2 separate regions of the Homo sapiens genome follow, and region 1 is linked to region 2. Evidence: chromatin contacts called from ENCODE Hi-C data. All regions are on one chromosome and are shown on one strand. The core of a region is the stretch at or near the end of the contact, and the rest is flanking DNA. Distances in the headings are between cores, read along the strand shown.

What was found. Hi-C counts contacts between places; a loop is a spot of excess contacts on that map. Pooled maps may share reads with other maps.
Region 1: a pooled map shows a loop between it and region 2 (2.1-fold over the local background). The contact joins two enhancer-like sites. A Hi-C loop is called at or near these places in 1 of 50 pooled maps.

What each region holds. Positions count from the first base shown.
Region 1 is chr18:70,487,219-70,491,889 of GRCh38, forward strand. It overlaps LOC105376872 (a long non-coding RNA gene), which reads left to right. Exons shown (of 3, transcript XR_935606.3): 3 at 2,837-4,047. Among named protein-coding and RNA genes, the nearest start is that of LINC01910, 100 kb to the left of the region's middle. Within about 2 kb of position 3,338, at least 4 of the 41 ENCODE cell types and tissues checked have a DNase peak (open chromatin) inside an H3K27ac peak, as active enhancers do.
Region 2 is chr18:70,431,956-70,436,824 of GRCh38, forward strand. No RefSeq gene overlaps it. Among named protein-coding and RNA genes, the nearest start is that of LINC01910, 50 kb to the left of the region's middle. Within about 2 kb of position 2,155, at least 2 of the 41 ENCODE cell types and tissues checked have a DNase peak (open chromatin) inside an H3K27ac peak, as active enhancers do.

The sequences.
Region 1 (4,671 bases), core at 2,088-4,587, 56 kb after region 2:
TCTGTTGCTCTTGCTCCTGCTCCTGCCATATGAGAGGTCTGCTCCTCTTTCGCCTTCTGCCATGACTATAAGCATCCTGAGGCCTCCCCAGAATCTGAGCAGACGTCGACACCATGTTCAATCGTGTCCTCTACAACCTGCAGAACTGTGAGCCAATTAAACCTCTTTTCTTTATAAATGACCAGTCTCAGGTATTTCTTTATGGCAATGCAACAATGGCCTAATACAAAGACTGTTGATAAACTCATCTGAAATAATTTGTGTACACTCCTATGTTGTCAGCACGGTTTGCTTCTTTTAAATCATTGAAAAGTGGTGCTCAAACCTCATCAGTTTTTCAGCCCATCTAACTTTGAGTTTTACCTGGATAGAGACACCTTTAGGAAAGACTCATGCGCTGCTGGTCACAGGTATCCACAGGTGACCAGTGCAGCTGTTCCACACCCCAGCAGTGGCCTCACGGGCTTTCAGGGGCTTCTCTGTAAGCTGTGCTGGAGAAACACTCTCATTCTCAGGAGGATCCTGGGCGTTTGCTGAGTGTAGTGATCTACCTAGGAGCAATCGAGGATGTCTGACCCAGAGTCATTGTACTGCCTTTCAAGACCCCTGATCTGGTTGGCACCTCTGCTGAGAAGGCTCCACTCCCAAGGGAGTAGGGGCAGGGAGGGGCGGGCAGCCTTGCCTAGAGTCTAGGATCCAGTTCTCATTCTCCAGTCACCACGAGCCCCTGCCTGGGGAGCCAAGTGCTCATCTTCTCAGTCCGAACATCTTTGCACCCTCTTTGCTGTGTCTGACAAGTTAGAAGCTAGACAGAGGGACTTTATTGTTAACTGCACATATGCAATTCACATTGCAGATGAAACTGCTGGAAATGTTTATTTTTAAATATAGTTTTGTTTTTAAATAGAGACAGGGTCTCAGCATGTTGCCCAGGGTTTTTTCCAGCTCCTAGCCTCAAGCCATCCTCCCATCTCAGCCTCCCAAAATGCAGTTTTTCAAATTTATTTTTGAAACAGTAATATAACGATATGGCCAAAAATGAACAAGAAGTGCCAGAGTATATTCTATACAGTGCAACTCAGTCTCCTCCCAGCCATATTTCCCAGAGGTCCTTCTACACTTTTCCAGAGTGAAGCTGTTGATAAACAAACACATATATGTTCTTTGTAAACCCAAGATGAGAGTGTATGATCATCTTCATTCTGCACATTTTTCCAATAAACAATGTCTCAGCAATCTTTCTGAATTAGTATATATAATCCTACTCTCACTTTAAATGTTGGTACACTGTAAATATTGGTGTACTATTATTTCTTTCTTTCTCTCTCTCTCTTTCTTTCTTTCTTTTTTTTTTTTTTTGAGAGACACGGTCTTGCTGTGTCGCCCAGGCTAGAGTGCAGTGGCACAATCTCAGCTCACTGCAATCTCTGCCTCCCAGGTTCAAGCAATTCTCCTGCCTGAGCCTCCCAAGTAGCTGGGATTACAGGCTCATACCATCATGCCTGGCTAATTTTTGTATTTTTAGTAGAGACAGGGTTTTGCCATGTTAGCCAGGCTGGTCTCGAACTCCTGACCTCAAGTGATCCACCTACCTTGGCCTCCCAAAGTGCTGGGATTACAGACATGAGCCACCGCGTCCAGCCCATGATTTCTTTATTCAGCCTGCACTCATGGACATTTAGGTTGTTCCCAGATATTTTTTTTTTTTGCTATTAAAAATGAGAATGCTATGAATTTCCTTGTATCAATGGGAATAGATGTGTAGGGAAAATGCCTAGACATGGCTGGGCGTGTGTGTAAGGTGCATTATGATAGATATTGCCAAACTGTTCTGTGTGAAAGTTGTAGAATCAAGTTTTCTTGCCAACAGCATATTAGAGGGGTCATTTGCTTTAATACACAAAGTTTATAAAATATTTTTAGTTTTACCTATTTGATAGTTGTTAGATTAATTAGGTATAATAGTTGCATTTTATTATTAGTGAGGTTGACTATATTGACACGTGCTTAGACACAATCTCCTTCCTTTCTTGAAAATTGCTCACGTGTGTCGTATTAGGTTGTTAGCATTAACTTTCTTACTGGTTTGTATAAATACTTTTTAAATAGTAAGGACTGTAGCCTTTCCATATGTGTTGCAGATACTTTTCCCAGTTTGTTACTTGTATTTTGACATTTAGGTAATGCTGTTTTGCAGAGTAAAGGCTTGTTATTTATTGTAGTCAAATTGCACAATTTTATCTTTATAATTACTAGGTTTTGTTTATCACCTGAAAGGCTTCCTGGTATATTGCTTAAATATTCATTGACAAAGATTTAGTTAAGCTTTCTGTCTTCCCAGTGCTCTTACAGCACCTGGAAAGATGTGAATTTCAAGGATTTATTAAAATGACTGCTTTTGTTTTACTCCGGATAAAACCGAATCAGTTTGAACCCTACAGAGGAGCCCAGAATGATTTCTCTTTGTCTCAGAGGCCTGCCTTTCTCTCTCTGTCTCAGAGGTTTGCCTCCACCTCCCCTGAACCTTGGCCCAGAAGTTTGCCTTCTCTCTCTTCCTTCCCCCTTCTTAGTGGCCTCTGAACCCAAGAATCTGTCCTGGAAGCCAAATGGAAATTCTACACAGAAGCCCGTCTAAGTCTTAGCAGCAATGTTGTACTCGTTTTCTTCTTTAAAATTAATGAATACACAGCCAGAGGTTTATTATGCCACACACATTGTGTTCACCACTCTTCATGATTAAAAGTCTCACTTCTGGGGTCCAGGACAACTTCCTAAATTCATCACCGGGAACTGCATTGCAACATTGCTGATTCTGGCCCTATGATTAATTCTACAGCTTTTGAAGAAACCCAAACTGGACAGACAGTTACTGAATTTTTGTAATGTCCGAGGCTTCCAGGAGGAGTGACACATATCTCTGCTGGATGAGCTCACAGTTCCAATGAGAAGATACAAGCTGAAAGATTGCAGCAGAACTGGGAAGTGAAAGCACGGAGAGGCTGTGGGACATGGAGGAGGGGCGGTAAGATTGAGAAAGAGGTAACAGTTGGGGTGACTTTGGACCTGAGACCTGGGCAGGCATAAGAAGTCTCACTCTCTATTCCATTCTTGGCAGGGGATGTTTCTTTGTACCAGGTAGCTTTGCGCTTGTTTTGTTCCATAAAAGTAAATCTCTGTTCACTAAGGAATTATGGTAGTGAATGGTGACTCTCCGGAATTATAGGGCTAATTCCAAAATAATCTTAGTTTTATTCCCCCACATTGTAATATTAACACTTGGGAATTTTGTTTATCGCGATGTTTAATAATTTGGCCAGCAGAGGGCACTGCATACTGACAGTCTCTCCACACCAGTCGCTCAAATCCTCAAGAGTTCCCGAAGTGTTAGGCTTAACTCAGGGGTGTTTGCAAGTGCTTTGCTCTTCTGTTTCAGACATAAACATATGTCAGAAATTAAAAGAGGGTTGTGAAGCAGGAAATTAGATTAACAGTAGCATATAATTTCCCTCTATTTGTTAATAAAGAGAAAAAATATTGGTATGTACACCCATGTCTACAGGGTTTTAAATGTAGCTGTATTAATTAATGTATTAATAATATGATAACACTACTTCTTGCATAAATCAACATAACTTCTAAATTCTCTTTGAAAATATTTTTGGTTTTATATTGTGGTTTAATTCTCAATCATAAACTAAAAAGTAAAAAAACCTGATGCCTAATGTTATACTTTCTTTCAAACCTTAAGATAGATATTATTGTTTGAATAGTATCAAAATATTGTGGTTCTGCACAAATGCTTTTTATAACTTCTTACGATGATATTTTAATTTCTATTTCCACATATGGATATGAGTATTCGAAAACATTTGACGCACAATTTTCTTCTCTTCATCTCCCCATTATAAAAATGTAAAGGTGTGTTTTAAAACCCGTTTGCTCTTGGTTAAACTTGACAATGTGGAGACCCCTTTGTTAGCTGGTCCTATGAGTTAATGCACAGCCTTTGTGTTTTTCATTTAAGGAATAAACTAAACTGGTACCATCCAATGCTACTGACTTGATTTGCCATAGCCCATCTCTATGATGTAAATATGGATTCCCTGGCATTTGCAGAGTTAAGACAGTCTCCTGGGATCAAAGCCTGCATCACATAAATACAGGAGAAAAGCTACTAAAAATTTCTTACAGTAGGAAAACACTCAAGAAGGTTTTTATATTAAAAATCCCTTATCCCAAAAACTGTAGGCTGTGTTCTGATGATGTATTACTAATTTATCAGATATATTTAATGACAGTTTGTAACATGTTCCTACTAAGTGAAGGAACGGTGCTCTGATAAGCACTGGGCAGAATTGAAGAAGTATGACATTCTCTGATCACTTAATCCATGCTCAATTTGACTAGCAATTTTATTTAGGTTTATTGCTTGCTATATAATATACTTAGTTGTATAAGTAAGATACAGATTAATAGTATTTAAATATTACTTTGGAAGCTTTTAAGGGAAATAATTCTAATTCTGAATAATACTAAATAGCTCTGCAGCATGTTGGGATTTAAATATAGATTCAGTCACTACTGTAGATTAAGTCATGATTTGTCTTTTAAAATTGGAAAGCGAGTTAACTTTTGCCCATTGGTTCTCTTTGCAGTGAGTGACCGCCTGGG
Region 2 (4,869 bases), core at 905-3,404:
GAACCCGGGAGGTGGAGGTTGCAGTGAGCCGAGATCGTGCCACTGCACTGCAGTCTGGCAACAGAGCAAGACTCCGTCTTAAAAAAAAAAAAAAAAAAAAAAAGTTGAACTCAATAGAAACCAAAGAAAGGCAATGTTAAGTAATTTTCCACTTGCCAATTTGGCAGAGAGTAAAAAGGAACAATAATGACCAGTATTTGTGAGGGTATCAGGAAATGGCAGCTCATATGGTAAAAGTATAAACTGATGTGATCTGTCATTCATTGCCTTTTCAAAAAGTATAATATATAAATATATATAGCAGTGTTTAAAACTGTAACATTATTTTTATTGCCCAGGAAGTTCAAATAAAAATAAACATCTTCATAGTAAGAAAATGGTACAATGGGCCAGGTACAGTGGCTCATACCTGTAATCCCAGCACTTTGGGAGGCCGAGGTAGGCAGATCACCTGAGGTCAGGAGTTTGAGATTAGCATGGCCAACATGGTGAAACCTCGTCTCTACTAAAAATACAAAAATTAGGCGGGCGTGGTGGCGGGTGCCTCTAATCCCAGCTACTCAGAGGCTGAGGCAGAAACCTGAACAAACATCTTTCATTAAAGGATATTCTTAGGTAAGCACTTAAAACTTTTTAGTATATTACAGGGACATAGTTTTTACTATTCCAACTGTAAAACATTAAGACATGACAGTGGTGATTGTAACTATTTTGTAGGAGCGTTGAAATGATTATGCTTTGTTTCATGAGAAAGCAGAGTGAAAAATTCCACATACCTCTAATTACATAACTTAATAAAGTTATTTATTTTGGTTACACCTATCAATATAATTTTCATGCAGTGCAAGTTATGCCATAGGGATTATGGTTGTCAACTGAAGAATGACAAGGCTTATAAATTTGGAAAGGGTTGCAGCCTGCAGGGTGGCCATCTGACAGGGTGGGAAGCCAGAAACAGACATTTTGAGGGAGGGGCAACAGGAACAGGAATATATGCTGAACGAAGTGGCTGAATATATGTGTTTAATAAGCTACAGGAGAAGTCATGAATCTTTGTGAAAGAGGAAACATGTGCATGAGCAATAAAGCTTCCTGCTTCTCCAAGGGATCCATGTTCAGAAAATGGCCATGTTAGCATGATCGGAGAGTGGAGTGTTTGGCCTTCTGACTTCAAAAGGTGAACCAGAGGACACAAAAATTCCAACTGCACATTCCTTGTAGACTCCATGGTCCGTGGTCTCTTATCAGGCAAAAAGGAGGGGTGGGCAGTGTCAGGTTGGTCAATAGCGGTGGAATCATTTGAAAGACTGGTTTCTGTTTTGCTCTTAGGGAAGAAAGCTTAATGGTGGCCAGCAGGGGAAGGGCACATTGAGGTGTGTCTGACCCCATTCCATCATGGTCAAGAACTCAGTTTCCAAGGTTACTCTGGGGTCCCCTGGACCAAGAGGGGGTCCATTCAGTGAGTTGAGGAGCTTAGCATTTCATTTTTATTTCTCATGGGTTTTTCTGTCAGGCCAATAAAAAACAACAAACACGCATGGAAGAAGTACTGTGGCTGCCTTTTTTTTTTTTTTTTTGAAATGGAGTTTTGCTCTTGTTGTCCAGGCTGGAGTGCAATGGCACAATCTCAGCTCACCACAACCTCTACCTCCCGGGTTCAAGCGATTCTCCTGCCTCTGCCTCCCTAGTAGCTGAGATTACAGGCATGCGCCACCACGCCTGGCTAATTTTGTATTTTTAGTAGAGACGGGGTTTCTCCGTGTTGGTCAGGCTGGTCTTGAGCTCCCTACCTCAGGTGATCTGCCCGCCTCGGCCTCCCAAAGTGCTGGGATTACAGGCCACTGCGCCCAGTCCTGTGGCTGCCTTAAAATATCTGATACTAATATTACCTAGGTATTACAGACTGAACTGTGTCTCCCCCAAATTGATATGTTGAAGTCTTAACCCCCAACTGTGACTATAATTGAAGATAGGGCCTATAAGGAGGTAAATAAGGTTAAATGAGGTCAGAAGGGTGGGGCTCTGGATAGATACAGTATCCTTACACCAAGAGACACTGGAGAGCCCTCTCTCTTTCCCCACAGGCATATAAGAGGCCATGTGAGCCCACAGCGAGAAGGCTGCCATCTGCTGGCCAAGAGAATTGGTCTCGGAATGAAACCACCTTGTGGCCACCTTGATCTTGGACTTCCAGCTTACAGAACTGTGAGAAATACATTTTTGTTGTTTAAGTCACCCTGTCTATGATATTTTGTATGGCAGCCTGAGCTATGATATATGGAATGCCTATTTATTATTTTTTAATATCTATTTCAATCTTATCAGGTAGCTACTTCATTAGCCCAACGTTGCACATTGAGGTTTACGGAACTAACTTGTCCAATGTCACACAGCTGATCACTGGAAGAACCAGGAATTAAAGTCTTCTGATTCTAAATTCTAAATTCGTTTCTTTTCTTTTTCTTTCTTTCTTTTTTTTTTTTTTTTTGAGACAGAATCTTGCTCTGTCACCCAGGCTGGAGTGCAGTGGCGTGATCTCAGCTCACTGCAACCTCCACTGCCAGAGTTCAAATGATTCTCCTGCCTTAGCCTCCCGAGTAGCTGAGATTACAGGTGAGTGCCACCATGCACAGCTAATTTTTATATTTTTAGTAAAGACATGGTTTGGCCATGTTGGCCAGGCTGGTCTCAAACTCCTGACCTCAAGTGATCTGCCCACCTCGGCCTCCCGAAGTGCTGGGATAACAAGCGTGAGCCACCTCACCCTGCCTCTAATTTTAAATTCCATACTATCATGATTACTCAGATTAATTTTTTAAATAATGTGTTACTTTCATCATTGAACCTCATAAATAGTTGTATAACTTTTGGTTTTCCCATCACCTAAAATAAAACAGCACATTACTAAAACTGCTGTAGCTTTACTTTAGCTGTTTATTTTTCAAAACATGAGTAATTATATTTCAGTGGATTGTCTTAATTTTATATGGCTGGGTATAGAAAGAAGAGTAACTCCACTTTAGAGATGGCAGTGGCCAGGAATAATCATGATTCCCATCATTTTTGGCTGGAGAATTTTAAAAGAATATTGAAAAAAAGTAGTGCTTTAGAGGGGACTGTGCTAATGATTCTGCTATTGGCAGGTCACCCCAGGAGAAATAAGTCTCAGCCCATCAATTTGCTGATGCTACTTCTCTGGGAGAGGTGAGGATGTTCTCAAAGAAGGCAAGAGTACTCATTATTGTAAAGATAAAACATGATTTAAAAGACTCATGAGAAAAGTTGTTTTCTAGAAGCACAGCAAACATCACGAGGAAGCCATGTTGCTTATCTGCAGTCTTTGCTTTGATATTTCTGTGTTGGATTAGTCTTTGACATTTGGAAATCAGTTCATCATTATTGGAGCAGTGGTGTTCTTAATAAGAAAAAAAAACATCTAAAGCAAACTAAATGGTGGAGAGGAAAGGCTGTATATGTTAAGAGGTGAGTTAGGAAAGCACGGAGGAACTCTGACTTGGAGCCGATTCAAATAGGACTGAGAGAAGTAGTGGATAATACCATAGATGTTTAATAACAGCTTGCAGACAAGGTTCAACAAGGACCTGTCAAAAGTAACTCTTCCAAATACCATGATAGAGTTAAGGCAGAGGACATCTTTGCATTGTTTCATTATGAAATATTTCTTAATTATAAAAAGTTACAGAGAAAATCAGCCAGGCACAGTGGCTCACACCTGTAATCCCAGCACTTTGAGAGGTCAAGGTGGGTGGATCACCTGAGGTCAGGAGTTCGAGACTAGCCTGGCTAACATGGTGAAACCCTGTCTCTACTAAAAATACAAAAGTTAGCCAGACACGGTGTCAGGCACCTGTAATCCCAGCTACTCGGAGGCTGAGGAAAGAGAATCACTTGAAGCCGGGAGATGGAGGCTGCAGTGAACCGAGATCACACCACTGCACTTCAGCCTGGGCAACAGAGCGAGACTCTGTCACAAAAAAAAAAAAAAAAAAAAAAAGAAAAAGAAAATTTCAGAGAAAATCATGGCCAACAGGTGTGTGTGTGCCCCTCAGCCCTATCAAAGCTCAACATGTTGCTATATTAACTGTAGATTTAAAATGCCATATTTGCTCCAGGATTTAAATGAGAACAAATTACAGAGACACTTACCCCCTCTGTAATACCTTCCTCTCCTGTTACTCTCTCTCTCCTTTCTTTCCCAGGGGAGGGTTTAGTGTTTATTATTTCCATGAGATTTTTTTAAAATGGCTTTTCATTACTTAGGTAAATACCTGTAAATTACCGCCAATATTTGTAGAGGGTTGAATGCTTGTCCTCCCAAAGGGTATGTCCACATCCTGACCCTCTGCAACCTGTGAGTGTGCCCTTATTTGGGAAGTGTCTTGGTGGATATAGAAAAGACATGATCCTCCACCATCCGGTGGACCCTAAATCCAACAAGTGTCCTTACAAGACAGAAAAGAGAAGACCATGTGAAGATGGAGGCAGAGACTGGAGTGATACGGCCACAAGCCGAGGACGTCCTGGAGCCACCGGAAGCTGGAAAGGGCCAGGCAGGAACCCCTAGGGCCTTTGAAGGAGTGCTGCCCTGATGGTCCCTTGGATTCCAACTTCCGGCCTCCAAAAGGGTGAGAGGATACATTTCTGTTGTCAGCTACCCAGTTCATGCTTATTTGTGATGGCAGCCCTAGGAAACTCATGCAGTATTGATTTGCATCTTTCAGACTAATGTAATGGTATGTTACTGTATCAGTCTACAACCTACTTTTTCTCACGGTTTGATATTTATCCATAATGCTACATATAATTTTATTTCATTCCTTTCCTTTGTTCTGTAGTGTTCCACTGCAT